Linked DNA regions of Homo sapiens: regions 2 and 3 are each linked to region 1. A link is a contact called in ENCODE Hi-C or POLR2A ChIA-PET data. All regions are on one chromosome and are shown on one strand. The core of a region is the stretch at or near the end of the contact, and the rest is flanking DNA. Distances in the headings are between cores, read along the strand shown.

The links. A loop is a pair of places that touch in the nucleus more often than their neighbours do. ChIA-PET counts read pairs that join two places held with the same protein, here RNA polymerase II (POLR2A). Pooled maps may share reads with other maps.
Region 2: a pooled map shows a loop between it and region 1 (5-fold over the local background). The contact joins the promoter of HRAS here to the promoter of CD151 in region 1. A Hi-C loop is called at or near these places in 4 of 50 pooled maps. POLR2A ChIA-PET finds 5 or more read pairs at or near these places in 4 of 52 experiments (BJ, H1, HCT116 and 1 more).
Region 3: a loop to region 1 is called in a pooled map, with 6 times the contacts of the local background. The contact joins the promoter of TOLLIP here to the promoter of CD151 in region 1. A Hi-C loop is called at or near these places in 1 of 168 maps with a recorded cell type or tissue (CD4-positive, alpha-beta T cell), 9 of 37 single-sample maps with no recorded cell type and 10 of 50 pooled maps. POLR2A ChIA-PET finds 5 or more read pairs at or near these places in 1 of 52 experiments (MCF 10A).

Annotation. Positions count from the first base shown.
Region 1 is chr11:831,702-834,394 of GRCh38, forward strand. CD151 (CD151 molecule (Raph blood group)) reads left to right here and starts at 1,251. Exons shown (of 9, transcript NM_004357.5): 1 at 1,251-1,325. CRACR2B (calcium release activated channel regulator 2B) reads left to right here. Exons shown (of 9, transcript NM_001286606.2): 9 at 1-285. The coding sequence ends at 8. RefSeq lists enhancers at 1-491, 2,648-2,693 and silencers at 927-1,576, 1,587-1,816.
Region 2 is chr11:534,126-536,825 of GRCh38, forward strand. It overlaps HRAS (HRas proto-oncogene, GTPase), which reads right to left and starts at 1,451. Exons shown (of 6, transcript NM_005343.4): 1 at 1,291-1,451; 2 at 87-250. The coding sequence starts at 197. It also overlaps a transcript of LRRC56 not described here. RefSeq lists enhancers at 1-524, 525-1,381, 1,403-2,110 and a silencer at 388-547.
Region 3 is chr11:1,308,344-1,311,043 of GRCh38, forward strand. TOLLIP (toll interacting protein) reads right to left here and starts at 1,289. Exons shown (of 6, transcript NM_019009.4): 1 at 1,123-1,289. The coding sequence starts at 1,155. TOLLIP-DT (TOLLIP divergent transcript) reads left to right here and starts at 1,365. Exons shown (of 1, transcript NR_029409.1): 1 at 1,365-2,364. RefSeq lists a silencer at 745-1,454 and an enhancer at 1,685-2,446.

The DNA.
Region 1 (2,693 bases), core at 1-2,500:
CCCGGTGACCAGCCCCGAGTGACTCACGGACCATGAGCTAGAAGCTGCCCTTGCAGGAGGCTTGTCATGGGTCGGGGGTGCCCACTCAGGATGCAGGCTCTCCCCAGTGGGCCCCAGGCTCGCCTGACTGAAGACATGAAGGACCTAGCCTAGGAGTGGTCAGGGTCCCGGGAGTGGCCAGGGTCCCGTGTGTGCCCTCTGCCAGTCTTCGCTCTGTCCCCGTTCAATCAACCCCATCTCAGTTCAGCAGAAAACCCCCTCGTCAAATAAAACCCACTGACTGCACTGCGTCCTCCTGGGCCTTCCGTGTGTCTGGGAGCCACAGCCTGTGTGTGCCACATGGATGAGGTGGGCACCTGTGCACGCGTGCTGTGTGGGTGAATACAGGGAGCGCGGGCCTGTGGCGATGGGGCTGAGGTCCTGCGTGTCCTCTTGTGTCCCTGGTCATGCCCCAAACTCACACTACCCATCAAGGCTGGAGCCCCTCGGGGCCCTCGCCAGTGTGTGGATCAGGGCTCCCCACTGTCTCGCCAGGGAGGCCGGGCAGGTTCCCGGCCTCAGTCGGCCACCCCCTCCCATGCTGGTCCTCCCCTGTGGCTGTGATGAATGAGCTTGGTGGGTGGGCAGCCCCCTCCTTCCTCACTCCCACTCTTGGCGTCTTGGTGCAGCCCTAGGCCGGCCCTGCCCTTCGTCCCTCACCTCCTCGCACCGCTCCCAGTGGTCCCTTCCAGTCTGGAGGGCATGGGCCCCCCAGGACCCCATGGGTATGTCTCGCTGGGACCCCAGGCCTGCCCGGGTCTCCAGGCTGTCCACACTGCACGTACAGTAGCCCTTCTCCCGCATTTGCCCACAGCGCTAGGCCCTCCCACGCCCCAGGCCGGCATCGGTTCTGCCGACCCCTGCAGCCTCTGGGCGGTTCCTGGGTGAGGAGAAAGAGATGGGGGTTGGGCATGGAGGAGGGCCGGGTCGCCACAGCCCAGGGCCTCTGGCTAGGCTGGTCGCCGTCTTACCTCCGGGCCCGCCTCCCGCCCAGCTCCTCCGTCCTTGGACGGGATGGGCCCTTGCTGGGCTATTGGCGCCCCCAGGGCTGCAGCTCGCCCGGCCTCCGCAGTGCCAGGTCGACCCCCAGCGCCTACACCCACGCGGGTTCAGACCTGCCGAGCGCCCGCCGCCGCGGGAGGGGCTTGAGGCCGGGGCGGGGCCGGGGCGGGGCGGGGCGGGGCGTCCCCCTCGTAGGCTCCGGGCCGCGCATTCTCAGCGCTGGGAGCCGCCGCCCCCGCAGCTGCTGCCGCCGCCGCCAGGGCCCGGACTCGGACGCGTGGTAGGTGAGTGCGCGGCCACGACAGCTCGGCCGAGCGGGGCGAGCGGGGCGAGGGGGGCGAGGGGCGCGAGGGGGGCGAGGGGCGCGAGGGGGCCGAAGGCCCTGCGCGCCCCAGCCCCGGAGGCCCAGCCGCAGGCGCCGGGAGGTTCCGGGAGGCCGCACCCACCGCCTGGCCCAGCTCCCTCGCCTGCCCCAGCTCCCTCGCCTGCCCTTCCGCGGGAGGCGGACTCCGGGCGGGTTGGGGAGGCGCAGCGGGAAGGAGAGGCGCCTCCCGGGCCCTTGGACCGGCCTGACGGCCCCCTTCAGCCCAGGGGTCCCGGGACGCGCAGCCTGGACACCCTGCTCATTGTCCCTGGACACGGCAGTCTTCCCTCCGCCCGCAGCAGCCCCCGCCCGCGTGCAAGTGGGCGCGCCATTGGCCGCGCCGGGCGGGGTCGGCGGCGGCGGTGACCTCATTGCAGTGCCCCGGGGACGCTTGGCAGGCGCGGAGTCCCAGGTCCCCCTGACTGGGGCTCCCCCTGATAGGGCGCGGGCCGCCCAGGGGCCTGGTGCAGGTCCCGGGGACTTGGGGAGGAACAGACAACTATTTCTGGAAGGCCCTTTCCCAGGGGGTCCAGAGGGACCAGGCATTCCTGGGAAGAGGGGCCACTCCTCAGCGGGTCGCCTGTGTCCTCGCGGTGGAGGACGCATCTGTGCCCAGAACCAACTTCTCCAGAAAGCCTGGGACCTTACAGCCAGGCCAGGGGCAGGTCCTTGAGGGGCTCACACATCCCCCCATCGGTGGCAGACGCACACCCCGCCCCCCGGTGGCAGACACATCCCCCCGCTGGTGGCAGGGTCTGCCTGTGCCACCCTTCCTGCGTGTATTTAGGCCCTGGCTCCTTCATGGAGGGTGAATATCCCCTCTCAGCTCAGTGGTAAGGTCTGTCCCCCTCCAGCTCCATTCCATGATGCCTCTTTCCCAGGCTGTAGCTGCCGCTGTTTGTGGGGGAAGGGCCAGTGATGGGTCTGGAGCGAAGGCCAAGAGTGGGGCACCTGGGGGAAGGTATGAGGTCCCTCCCAGGATCAGACTGTCCCGAAATGTCGTCTGCCTTGGGAGGCCAAGGCGGGTGGAACATCTAAGGTCAGGAGTTCGAGACCAGCCTGGTCCACATGGTGAAACTCTGTCTGTACTAAAAATACAAACATTAGCTGGGCGTGGTGGTGGGTGCCTGTAATCCCAGTGACTCAGGAGGCTGAGGCAGGAGAATTGCTTGAACTCAGGAGGCGGAGGTTGCAGTGAGCTGAGATCGTGCCATTGCACTCCAGCCTGGGTGACAGAGCGAAACTCCATCTCAAAAAAAGAAAAAAAGAAAAAAACAAAATGTCTTGT
Region 2 (2,700 bases), core at 201-2,700, 300 kb before region 1:
CAGGGGCTGCAGCCAGCCCTATCCTGGCTGTGTCCTGGGCTCGCCCGCAGCAGCTGCTGGCACCTGGACGGCGGCGCCAGGCTCACCTCTATAGTGGGGTCGTATTCGTCCACAAAATGGTTCTGGATCAGCTGGATGGTCAGCGCACTCTTGCCCACACCGCCGGCGCCCACCACCACCAGCTTATATTCCGTCATCGCTCCTCAGGGGCCTGCGGCCCGGGGTCCTCCTACAGGGTCTCCTGCCCCACCTGCCAAGGAGGGCCCTGCTCAGCCAGGCCCAGGCCCAGCCCCAGGCCCCACAGGGCAGCTGCTGGCAGGGCCATCTGAAGGGCAAACCCACAGCGGTCCCTGGGCCCCAACGCCAGGCAGCAAGGACTGCAGCGTGCCTACCTGTGCAGCTGCAACCCAGCGTGCGGGAGGGCTGTCGCCTCGCCCCCACTTGCTCTTAATGACCCAGTGATGGGAAAAGGGACCCAGCCCTCAAAGGCAGGGCTGACAGCTGAGCGCTCTCAACCACGCACCCAAATTAGAAGCTGCTGGGTCGGCAGAAAGGCTAAAGGGAGGCGCCCGAGGGCTGAGGTTACCGTCCTCCAGAACAGGTCTGGCCACGGCGGAGCGCGCCACGGCGTGCCCGGGCAGGCTAGTGCCAGCCTGCAGGCCCCGCGGCGCTGGTGCCTCCGACAAGTATTTGCTGAGCGCCTACTGCGTACTAGGCGCCGCCGAGGGGAGGGCAGACCCGGGCAGCGCCCCGCACCCCCGGCGGGGAACCGGGGGCATCTTTCAGCCACAGAAAGCTGGAGAAGACAGAGGAGCTCCTGGGAAGCAGGGACTGAGCGACAGGAAGGGGCCGAGAAGCGGCGCGGGAGACCCGGAGAGGGAAAAGGCACTGGGGCTGAGGCCCCCGGCCTGGTCCGCGACCTGTGATGCTGAATCGGGGGTGCCCGGGCGTGCCGTGGCCGCGGCCGCCTCCTCCCAGACGCCCCCGGGTGTGAGGGCGCCGGGCCCGAGGCTCCCGGGTACGCCGGCGTGGGGACCGTGCCCAGCGCGAGGCCACGGGTGGGGCCCGGATTCCCGCAGGCCCCAGGGAGGAAGGGGCCCCCGCCCGCCGCAGCCCCCGACGCCCGCTCACCTGTGCCCGCGGGCCCCGCCCGGCCCCACCCACCCGCCGCCGCCGCCGCCGCCGCCGCTTACGCCCGCCGGCCCCGCGCCCCCGGCCCGCGCCGCGCGTATTGCTGCCGCCTGGGGGCGAGGAGGGCGCGCGGCCCGGCCGATCCCTGCCCGCACTCACCGTTCACAGGCGCGACTGCCCCCGGGGCCAGGGCCGGGGCCGAGGCCGGGGCGGGGCGGGGGCGGGGGCGCGCGGTTCGCCCCGCGCATGGGCTCCGTCCGCGGCGGGTGCGGCTCGGGTTGCGGGCGCAGGGCACGGGCGGCGGAGACTCGGGCGGGCCTGCGCACGCCCCGCCCCGCGCCCGTCCGTCTGCCAGGCGCGGCCTACCATTGGCTGCGCGCCATCGGGCCCCGCCCCACCCCGGTTGGCTGAGCGGCCCGTCTGTCAGGAGCCGCGGTCGGGCGGGGCTTCCGGGAGCAACGCGGGAGGCGGAGCCAGTAGGGCCGCGGCCTCTCGGGGTTGGGCTTGGCTGGAGACCGGAGCCGAGCTCGGGGTTGCTCGAGGAAGGCCAGGGAGCCGGTGTCTGGGGGCCCGGGGCGGCATCTCCGAGCAGGGCCCCGGGCTCTCCCGGGAACAGGCCGGCGAGAGAACCCGACTCAGCGGTGCCGGTGCACCAGAGGCCCTCCCTGCGCCGGCAGCGCGGCGCCGCCCACCGCGGAGGTCCCGGGGCTACGGGCTGGGGAAAGGCTGGGATCCGCCGGGACCAAGGCGGGATGCTCGGAGCTGGGGGCCCCCGGGTGGCCGCGGGGTCCGGTTGCCCGGCTGCCCTTCCGCGCAGGTGGAGCGGCCGCGCACCCCACCTACCACCACGCACCCCAGCTCCCCTACTCCCACCGCAACCCACCCCGAGGACGCTTGCAGCCCCGGTGGGGTTCCGGGCGGCGGGCGCAGCCGTGTGCCCTGGGGCCAGGCGTGAGAACGCCCCCTCCACCACTCTCCTCTTTCTCGGGCCTGCGTGGCAGGCGACCCTGCCCGCCCAGTCCCCCCAAACTTGAGGTTCCAACGCTGCAGAAGCTCAGCGTGGTCCAGTTAAACCGTACCCACAAGTTGCCACAGGGGAGCGAAGTGCCCAGGGCTCACCCCAAGCACATAGACGCACATCCTAGCTCTTTCAAACCCAAAAAGACATGTTTTTAACATTTTTTAAAATTGCAAAGGAATCAGAAATACATCCTCATTAAAAAACAAAAAGGGCCGGGCGCGGTGGCTCACGCCTATAATCCCAGCACTTCGGGAGGCCTAAGCGGGTGGATTACTTGAGGTCAGGAGTTCAAGACCAGCCTGGCCAACATGATGAAACCCTGTCTCTACTAAAAACACAAAAAATTAGTCGGCTGCAGTGGCGCGCGCCTGTAGTCCCAGCTACTCGGGAGGCTGAGGCAGGAGAATCGCTGGAACCCGGGAGGCGGATGTTGCGGTGAGCCGAAATCGCGCCACTGCACTGGGCAACAGAGCGCTACTTCGTCTCAAAACAAAAAAGGCGTTTTACAGTCAGGCAAACCCTGCCTCTGCCCAGTCCAGCGCCCGCCT
Region 3 (2,700 bases), core at 39-2,538, 480 kb after region 1:
TGTGACGTGTAAGCTCCCACTTGGCCTTCCGCCATGACTGGGAGCTTCCAGAGGCCTCCCCAGGAGCAGATGCCGGCACCATGCTACCTGTACAGCCTGCAGAACCGGGAGCCAATTAAATCTCTTTTCTTACAAATTACCCAGTCTCGGTATTCCTTTACAGCAATGCAAGAAGGCCCTAACAGTGAGCCAGGAGGCCACTCACGCCAGGAGCCCATCATCTCTGAGTCAGTCTACACCAGCTCTCCTGCAATATTAATGCTATAGAAGAAACTGCCAGGCAACTCTCAGGAGAGAATTCAGAGCAGGAAAGGTTCTCTGAAGTTCCTGGCGCCTATCCTCTCATTTGCAAATGAAGAAACTGAGGTTTTGCACGGTGGCCACTAACCGGGGACACAATTGGGCCCAAGAAGTGGTCACCACTGCCCTCACTCTGTGTAAATGAGAAAGAGGAAACAGCCATCATCTATGGGACCAACTAGAGTGCAGGCCCGCCTCCACCTGGGGGGCCATCAGGGTGCGGGACCCGCCTCCACCTGGGGGGGCCATCAGGGTGCGGGGCCCGCCTCCATCTAGGGTGCCATCAGGGTGCGGGACCCGCCTCCACCTGGGGGGCCATCAGGGAGCAGGGCCCGCATCCATCTAGGGGACCATTAGGGTTCAGGGCCCGCCTCCACCTGGGGGACCATTAGGGTGCGGGGCCCTCCTCCATTCGGGAGTCAGAGCTCGGGGCCGCCTCCATCTGGGCACCGGGCCCTCCTCCATCTGGAGACCATTGGGGAGCGGGGCCTGCCTCCCTCTGGGGCACCATGGGGCACGGGGCCCGCCTCCATCTGGGGCTCACAACGGGCGCAGGCCCCCTCCCCCGGGGCTGCCTCCCCAAAGCTCTGCCCCGGCACGGCGGTGAGCTCAAGCCTCCTGCAGCGTGGGCGCGTCCGTCCGGCCCGCCCCGCCCCGAGGTGTGGACGCCGCCGCTCCCCTCCGGCCGGCCAGGCGCCCCGCGTGCCCCGGGAGAGCCGCGGAGTCGGCCCGCCAGCCGCAGCTGAGCAGTAGCCCTGACCCAAGGCCCCGCCCGCAACCGCAGGTCACCGCCCCCGCCCGACCCTCGCCCGGCTGCCTCACCGGCCCGCGCTGAGTGCTGACGGTGGTCGCCATGGTGCTGCGGCGGCCCCCGTGGCTCGCCGACCCGACAGTGACGCGCCGGGCGACCTCCTGCGCCCCCGCCGGAGCCTGCGACGGAGACAGTTGTCACCTCGAGGCCGCCGCCGCCACAGTCAGCTGACAGCCGCCGCGCCCCGCCCCCGGCACCGCCCCACTGCGCAGGCGCCGCGCCAGGCACCGCCCCTTCCGGCTCTCGCGCGCACGCGCGCTCCAGGGTAGGGCAGGCGCAGCCTCTCGCCCGGCGCCTGCGCACCTGCTCTCTCCTCGAGCCCTGCAGCCCGGCGAAATGGCTCCCGGCGGGGCCGTTTGCGCATGCCCAGTCATGACGGTTGTCGGCGCGGGCCCTAGCGTGGCGGCGCTGCAGTCTGGGCAGTGGGTTGGTTCCTCCTCGGTCCTCTGTCGAGTGGCGACAGGGCCTAGCCACCTGGCGGGGGTGACCTTCGGACGTGCGACCCGCTCGGAGAAGGGAGGGAACTGTGGCCCGCAACAAAGCAGTGACAGGCCCGACATCCCCTGCAGGGCGATCTTTCCCTCAGCTGCCTGCCGGAGGAAGGGCCTTTCTGTTTCACAGGGCTAAAGATGGGGCGCGGTTCCTCCACGGGGCGGCTGCCGGGTGAACGGAACGGGGATGGAGGCGCTGCCAGAAGAGCCCGAGCTCGAGCCCGCCCTGCCCTCGGCCTCCCCGCCGCGCCGCTCCGCAGGAGCCCCGCTCCTCTCCTGCTCGCTCCGGAGAACCCCAGTCCGGCCTGACCTCGGCCCTCGCGGTCAGGCGCTCCAACCAGAGCGACTCCAGCTCGAACAGCGCTGGGTAAACTGAGGCTGAACCCCGCTGGCTGCATCCCCAGGAGTCGGGCGTTTACGGTCACGGGAACAGGTTAATAAACTTTTACGCAGCAGACCCGGAACTTAGGTCCCGATGTCCGGGTATCTTAAGAACAAGAAGCATTCTTAGTTGAAGTTTCGCTTTAAAGATAATGATACAGATGCTTGCGGAGGACAGGCGTTATGCAAAGATTGGCAATCCTTTGACGAGCCCAGGTAGTACAGCACGTCTCCCCCGTGATGTTTTTTGGCTTTTATCTTACATATAAACAAGCGTACCCAGGTGGACGCCTTCCTCCTCGTGCTTTTGGGAACACCCTGCTCTATGGAGTAGCCATTCTTTTATTCCTTCACTGCCTTAATAAACTTGCTTTCACTTTACTCTGTGGACTGGCCTGGAATTCTTTCTTCCACAAGATCCACGAATCCTCTTTTGGGGTCTGGATCAGGACCCTTTTCCGGTAACACAACCACTCCACTAAAAACTCTTTGTCAGTGATCTCTATATTGTTAGTGGTCAGTTCTCAGTCCTCGTCCTCCGGGAACTACAGCAAAATCGATAGTCATTCTTGCTACACATGCTTTCTTCACTCCCCATCCAGGACACCATGTGCTCTCACTTTCCTCTTATCCCAAAGACCACATCTTTGGGTCTCGGTTACCAGTCTCTCCTTTTAAAACCGGCAGCCTGGCCGCTTGCCTGTTTTGATGGGGTGT